Linked DNA regions of Homo sapiens: region 2 is linked to region 1. The links are chromatin contacts, found by Hi-C or POLR2A ChIA-PET in ENCODE. All regions are on one chromosome and are shown on one strand. The core of a region is the stretch at or near the end of the contact, and the rest is flanking DNA. Distances in the headings are between cores, read along the strand shown.

The links. A loop is a pair of places that touch in the nucleus more often than their neighbours do. ChIA-PET counts read pairs that join two places held with the same protein, here RNA polymerase II (POLR2A). Pooled maps may share reads with other maps.
Region 2: a loop to region 1 is called in a map of Panc1, with 11 times the contacts of the local background. The contact joins the enhancer-like site here to the promoter of PTK6 in region 1. A Hi-C loop is called at or near these places in 11 of 168 maps with a recorded cell type or tissue (CD4-positive, alpha-beta T cell, CD8-positive, alpha-beta T cell, Caco-2 and 7 more), 7 of 37 single-sample maps with no recorded cell type and 11 of 50 pooled maps. POLR2A ChIA-PET finds 5 or more read pairs at or near these places in 10 of 52 experiments (B cell, Caco-2, HepG2 and 6 more).

What each region holds. Positions count from the first base shown.
Region 1 is chr20:63,535,378-63,539,082 of GRCh38, forward strand. PTK6 (protein tyrosine kinase 6) reads right to left here and starts at 1,999. Exons shown (of 8, transcript NM_005975.4): 1 at 1,708-1,999. The coding sequence starts at 1,937. SRMS (src-related kinase lacking C-terminal regulatory tyrosine and N-terminal myristylation sites) reads right to left here. Exons shown (of 8, transcript NM_080823.4): 8 at 3,112-3,705. RefSeq lists an enhancer at 2,098-2,187 and silencers at 2,308-2,457, 2,788-3,057.
Region 2 is chr20:63,588,458-63,592,162 of GRCh38, forward strand. It overlaps GMEB2 (glucocorticoid modulatory element binding protein 2), which reads right to left. Exons shown (of 10, transcript NM_012384.5): 9 at 3,565-3,687; 10 at 1-2,272. The coding sequence ends at 1,632. Among named protein-coding and RNA genes, the nearest start is that of HELZ2, 16 kb to the left of the region's middle. RefSeq lists an enhancer at 1,871-2,040. Within about 2 kb of position 1,779, at least 2 of the 41 ENCODE cell types and tissues checked have a DNase peak (open chromatin) inside an H3K27ac peak, as active enhancers do.

The sequences.
Region 1 (3,705 bases), core at 749-3,248:
CCTGCACACACCCATGTGTGACGCACGCTCACACACACACAGTCACAAACCCCCACACATGCGCACAGTTCACCCGCACACCTGAACACACACGCGCATGTGTGCTCACTTGCCCACACGCTCACACGCACGCACACACAGCCACTCGCGCGCACTAACTCCCGGCTGCGGGGTGTGGGCCAGCCCTGGACTGTGGACTTCCAGGTGGAGCTTGCAGAAGCTCCAGGTGACCTGCGCCCTTTGTGTGTCTGACTCCCTCAGGTCACTGGAACACAAACCCCACACAGAAGACCACGGCCCAGCATGGAGCCCCTGGGGTCCACCCCCTCCACTTCCGCACACCTGGAAGCACTGCCCCACCTGCCCCTCCAACCACCTGGCCTCCCGCCCCCCCCCTCACCTGGCCTCCCGCCCCCTCCTCACCTGGCCTCCCGCCCCCTCCTCACCTGGCCTCCCGCCCCCCCCCTCACCTGGCCTCCCGCCCCCTCCTCACCTGGCCTCCCGCCCCCTCCTCACCTGGCCTCCCGCCCCCCCCTCACCTGGCCTCCCACCCCGTCCTCACCTGGCCTCCCGCACCCCCCTCACCTGGCCTCCCGCCCCCCCCTCACCTGGCCTCCCGCCCCCTCCTCACCTGGCCTCCCGCCCCCTCCTCTCCTGGCCTCCCGCCCCCTCCTCTCCTGGCCTCCCGTCCCCTCCTCTCCTGGTCTCCCGCCCCCCCCACCTGGCCTCCCGCCCCCCCTCACCTGGCCTCCAGCCCCCCCCACCTAGCCTCCCGCTCCCCCCCCCACCTGGCCTCCCACCCCCTCCTCACCTGGCCTCCTCCCCACTTCTCACCTGGGCGAGTTCTCAGGACTCAGGGTCTTTGCACCTGGGAGCTGACCAGCCTCCGGCCAGACCCCACCCCTGCACCCCTGCTCACTAACGAGGTCGTGGGTCTGCGCGTGACCCTGCTAACGAGGTCGTGGGTCTGCACGTAATAGAGGGGTCTCCACCATGGGCCCCTGCCCGACGGCCTCTTTACAGCCTCCCCTGCTTGTTGCTTGGGTCCCCCGGGAGCTAACCCTACACAGCCTGTGACTCACGCACACACACAGTGGGTGCCCAATCACTGATGAGAAACGCGGGATCTCAGGAGCGTGACCCTCCTCAGCCTGAGCTCCGGGCAGCTGTGGAAGCCAGGGCCAGGCCACACCAGCTGCTGTCTGGTTCCCCGCAGGGCACAGCAGGCAGGAAGTTTGCCCGGCAGCCGGCCCGCTCCCCTAACTAGGTCGTGTGTCTGGTTCCGGCACTTTGGAAACTGGGCAAGCTTCAAGCTTCGTTTCCCCCAAAGGCCCTGGAACGCTCCGACAGACCTTGTCACTGGCCACCGGGCCCCAGAAGTCCACCCTGGACCCTCTGTCCTCCCTGGGTCCCGGCAATGCAGCGTCCACCCCCGAGCTGTGACAAGGATGAGCCCAAGGCAGGGGCCGTGCCCTCTGACCCCCGTGCTCCAACTCCCGCAGGGACAGTCCTGGGCACTCCTGGGCGCCAGCGCATGGGGCCTGCAGGGAGGATCAAGCGGGATGCCCAGCCTGGACTTTGGGGTGCAGGAAGATGGAACCGGGGTCCCCACCTTCTTGGGCCTCCCTGAGCAGCCCAGAGCCCTGTCCCTCCCCTGTGCCTAGAGGGTGGCCTGTGCCAAAGCTCCCAGCAGCCTAGGACACGCACGGTTCCGACTCCACCGTCTCCCTCTCGGCCAGGTAGTTGTGGGGCACATAGCCCTGGGCCACGGCCCCACCCGCCTCGTCCAGCAGCGTGGCCCACCACCACTGCTCCTCCTTCCTGGCCACGTGGAAGACGTCCCCCGCGCGGAAGCTCAGCTCCTCGTCCGTCCGGGACTTGAAGTCCCAGAGGCCCACATACTTGGGGCCCAGGTGAGCCTGGTCCCGGGACACCATGGCGGGCGGGCGCAGCGGCAGGACCAGGCTGTGGCCCAGCTGGAGCACCCAGAGCTGGGCGTGGCAGGCGGGCCGTCCCACTTCCTCATGACAGGCCGGGAAGCAGCCACACCCAGCACCCACAGGCGCTCCAGAGCACCCCGGCTCCTCCTGAGGGCCCAGCCGGCCCCACAAGTCCTCAGGCCCACTGGGGCCCATCTGAGCACTTAGCGCCCGCACTATGGGAACCCACTGGGCAAGCACCGCCAGGGCCGGCCTGAGCGCAGGAGAGGGGGAGGAGGACCTCCCGGTTGGGGCTTCTTGGGGGTCCAACTTATGGACACTCAGGCACTCAGGGAAGCCAACGGCCCTCTGGGAACAAGCCTCGCAGCCTGAGGGCAGGAAGGTGAGGGCTGCAGGCGCTGCCTTCCCAACCCTCAGAGCTGCGGGGGCACAGGTGGGGGCCGCCTCTCTCCCCGCTTCCGGCAGCTTCCCCTCCACCCGTCGGTGCCCTCACCCAGCCCCAGACTCCACCCCTGAGCACAGGGCCCAATGTCAGGAGCTGCTGTGGGCAGGCGTCCTGAGAGCGGCCTCATGGGCAGGCCCGCCCTCGGGTAAGGGCCAAGCAGGGAAGAGGGAGTGGAATCAGGGCAGCGACAGCTGTGTGGGTCGGCCCGGAGGACTTCCCGGAAGAGGAGGGCCCGAGGGTTTTGGGGGATCCCCGGGGAGGCAGAGCCAGGGGCACCCACGGCTGAAGAAACGGGCACTGCCTTCCTCCACACGGACGCCAGGGGGCAGGCAAGGACCGTGAGTGCGGCCTGGAAGCGCCCATGGCGCTGGGGCCCAAGGCCACAGGTCCCTCCCAGGCAGCCCCTCCCGCCTCCAGCCTCTGCCTCCTCCTGTCCAGCCCGCAGGACCCCTGCCCCCTTCCAGCTGGCCTCCCTTCTCCCGACTCATGCCTGAGTGAGCCCTGCCGTGACCCCCACCTGCACCCGACGGCCGCCTGCCCCCCAGCCCCTGAGACTCGGGACACCCCCTCCCTGGAGGCCCCTCCCCGCCCCACCCTCCCACTGACCCTACTGTGTCCACCCGGGAGCTCCAACCCAGGGACCTGGACTGGCAGCCACAAGGGGGCAGGAAGGGGCGGGAAGGGAAATTCAAAGTCTGCAAGGGGTGGTAAGGAAAGTCCCTAAACTGCGTATTTCAACTTTTATTTTTATTGCAAAGAGAAATAATGGCACCTTCCACTCATTGTTTTGAGATTAAGAACAATAATCTGGATTATTTAACAGGCTCATAGATTTCTGGGCAGCCCAGCTCAGCGCTGACCAAGGTGGGGAGGGGCAGCGGGGTGCCGGCCTGGGCAGTGTCCCTCAGGCCCTCCCAGCTCTGTCTGGGGTCGGTTGGGGAGGATGCAGGGGGAGGGGTGGGGGGTGGGGAATGCGGAAGGAGGGTGCCGGGGCACCTGGCCGGGCAGCGTCCCTCAGAGCCCGGCCAGACTCTGGGCCCGTGAGTCTATGTCCAGGAAGCCTCGAGTATCCCTGAGTTCGGACGTGCAGGACTTTCAGTCTAAGCCACACCAGGAGGCAGGAACGTCCCCAGCCCCTCCCAGATACCCAGGAGCACCAAACCTGTTCAGCTGGTGGCTGGCGAGATGCCTAGGAGGGCACAGGTGCCACAGACACACCTGGTCCCCTTAATCCCAGTGGCGGCTGCAGAGAGCACAGAGGGCGAGGCCTTCTGTGCCAGAGGAGCCCCCAGGCTGCTGTGCTGGGGACCTGCCAGAACT
Region 2 (3,705 bases), core at 529-3,028, 53 kb after region 1:
TTAAAACGGAGTATGTACATCAAAAGATCAACATCACGCCGAAACCAGCTGACTGTGACAACAGCAAACAAAAATGTAACAGAGAAAACAAACAAGACACAGCCTCAGTAGCTTGACATGGGTGAGGGCAGCCAGGACAGGGCCCTGGTGACAATGGCGCAGAGGTGGGGTCTGGGCCGCTCACTGGACGGACAGCCAGCCAGTTCCCTTCGGAGCAGTGAAGTGGGACACAGGACCCTCGCATTGCGGGGCCTCAGACGGGCCTTCAACTGCCGACAGAATCAGCAGGAGCGTCCAGGGGAATCTGGCACTCAGGGTCCTCCCGGGACATGCCCTGTTGGAGACGGCAGGAGGCCTGGGCTGGCTGCTCCCTGAGATGCCTGCCCCAGGACCCTGGCCTGGAGGGGCCTCAGCCTGGTCTTCCTTGTGAGTCCAAGGCCAGGTCTCAGGACAGCCACAGACAGCCCTTCCAGACAGGCTCTGGGCTCCACCTTCGGCAGCTGCCCTGAGCAGCCCACCCGGGGCAGCCTCCTGAACACCCAGGGGCTCTCCCTTGGACAGAGACCACCAAGGGCCAGCCCAGGGGCTGCATGGGGGCCGGGGGCCAGGGAGCCAAGGGCTGTTCCGTGGCCAAGCAGCCCAAGCTGAAGGGCCCACATGGGAATCCTCGACCTCCATAGTGACTGGTTCTGTTTATGCCTCTGCCCCAGGACTGAAGCCCTAGGGACACACCTCATGGATCTCAGACCCCTGGGAGGGGCCGGCTCAGGGACAGGCTGCCCAGGACCTCCGCACCCGGTCAAGTGCACTCACAGGGGCTCAGGGGCCACCCAAAGAGCTAACTCGGGAAGCCTAGGCACTCACCATTATTTTGGTTGAAAATGCTATAAATCTGACTCTTCCTAGAAGCCTACTAAGCAATTCACTTAAAAACACCCTCAGTACATGTGCAACAATGCCTGGACCACGCCTCGTCTGTGCGGCCCCTGGGCCACCTGAGCACCGGCTGGGGGCGGGGGAGGCAGGCACCCATCAGGATCTGCACCCCAAGCTCCGGGTGCATGTTCCCAACTGGAGGAGAACGGGGCGCCAGCCACACTAAACCTACAGAAAACTGTGGGAAGAAACCAAATCCATAGGATCCAGAGGTTTCACACTTGGGCTTAGCTCCCAAGTCATGAGTTAGTAACGTCCCCAGGGACCTGGCTGGGTGCAGACATGGGGGCCTCGTGACCTGCTGCACCGCGTCCAGCACCTGCAGGGTCGCGCTCGGCACCTGGCTCTGCTTCCTCTGTCTCTGCTGCACCCAGGCTCCCCCTAGCCCCCGCCCACCTGGCTCCTGATCAAGGCCCAATGTGTAAACAGTATTAATAAGCAACAGATGGAAAAATATATTTCCCAAGAAAAAAGGGGGAGGAAACGTGGGACCTGAAGACCGATTTTCCAGGTTGCTCTCGCTGTTCTGTCCCCTTCTCTCTTCTCGTGATTTGTTTTGGCGATTCCTCTCTTTGGTTCTGCAGACCACGTGACCCACCTGCCCGAGCCAGCCCTGCGGCCTCTGCCCGCTCCCTGCTGCCGCGGCTGAGAGACAGCCAGCCCTGTCCGTCCCAGGGGCCTCGCCCTCCTGTCGGCTACTTCCGCTCGTGGTCCTCTGCCATGGCAGCCACCTCAATGGTGGCCGTGTGCTCCTCAGGCCCGGGGGCAGCCCCTGCGGGCACTGTCACAATTGTGCTGGAGCCAGGCGAGGCCTGGGCCACGTTCTGCAGGGTGGGGCCCAGGCCAGGCAACGTGAGCAGCTGTAGCGGGCTGACCACCTTGAACACCGTGCTACCGTCCTGCACGGCGGCCGTGCTCAGGACCGTGAGGCTGGACGCGTCCGGGTGGATCTCCACTGTGCTGGGGTAGGTGGAGCCGGAAGAGGCCAAGACTGTGTATCCCCCGAGCAGCGGGGAGGCCGGGGAGCTGGCGGGGGGCGCCTGAAGGGAACCCTTGCCCAGGACGGTGGACGGCAGGGTGGACACCACTTTACCAAGGGGCACGCTGGTCAGCTGGGGGACGGGCACGCCCGGGCCAAGCGCCAGCTGGGCAGACTGGGTGAGCACCTGCGAGGCCATGGCGGCCGGTCCTGATGTGGCACGTGCAAGCCGGGGCCGCTTCACAGGCGGTGGCAGGGAGACCGGCGTCAGCGTCATGAGCACGTTGCTGAGGTGCTGGGACTTGTGCTTCAGCTCCTTGGCTCGGCGACGATGCTCATCACACTGCTGCTCCAGGGCTGCAGGGAGGTACAGATGGCATCACACAGGGGACGGGGGCATGGATGGCGGCATGCAGGGGATGGGGGCAGACACGCCACACCATCTGGGTGGCCCCTGGGTCAGTGGCAACCCAGGTCTGCTCACCTGATGCCACAAACCCAGATGACCACATGGCCGCCAAAGGTGAGGTCTGTGGGAGACGGGGCCCAAGATGGCCCTCGGGGTAGACACCAGCCTGTGCTGACCCAGGGTCTGCACTGACCCGGGGCCTGTGTGCAAGCGTGGCAATCCCGTCTCAGACCCTCCTGCACTGACCCAGGGCCTGCGTGCAAGCGTGGAAATGCCGTCTCAGATCCCCGCATGAGCTTTCACACACCCAGCGTGGAAAGTTGCTCTTGTGACATATTAAGAGAGAGAGGAGGAAAAGCAGCACATGTGGCACATGTGTTTAAACATAAACATGCACACACACATGCAGAGTGCACACACACAATGAACACAAACAGTGAACACACAAAGTGAAGAGTGAACACACAGTGCACACACACTGAATACACACACACTGAACACAGTGAACACACACACTGAATACACACACATTGAACACACAGTGAACACGCAGTGAACACACACACACTGAACACACACACAGTGAACACACAGTAAGCACAGACCCCAAGAGGAGCATGGAGGAAACGCACCAATATCAGGGGCTTGAGCTCTGAGCGGGGTCAGGACCAGCCCTTCCCATTCTCTGTCATTGTTTTTTTTTGAGACAGGGTCTCGCTCTGTCACCCAGACTGGAGTGCAGTGGTGTGATCTCAGCTCCCTGCAACTTCCACCTCCTGGGCTCAAGCAATTGCCTGCCAGCCTCCCGAGTAGCTGGGATTACAGGCACACACCACCATGCCCAGTTTTGTTTTGTTTTTTTCAGCAGAGATGGGGTTTCACCACGTTGGCCAGGCTGGTCTCAAACTCCTAGCCTGAAGTGATCCGCCCGCCTCGGCCTCCCAAAGCGCTGGGATAACAGGCGTGAGCCACCGCGCCTGGCCTCTGTCATTTTCTCTTAAATAACTACTTGGTTCATCACAGAAATGCCGGTAAATGTAAGCTTAGTGCAATGGAGAGGTCTGACTACCTCACTTAAGCTTCAGGTTGTTTTCCTCGCACAACAGCAGTGCGGAGAAGCTCGCCGTGGTGGCGGTGACTCCAGGAAGTGCAGGTGGATGCACAGCCGTGGGGTGAGCCCGTGGGCTCCAGGTCCTCAGCCTACCGCCCAGGGGACGGGACGGGGGTGGTCTCAGCATACCTGCCAGGTCCCGGGCGTACTGCTCCCGCGAGCGGTCCATCTGGCACTTGTGGCTGGCCAGCACCTTCTTCACCAGGTCCAGCATGCCGAAGTTCTGCACGATGTTGTTGAGAAGTACAGCATCTTAAAGGGTAACGCGGA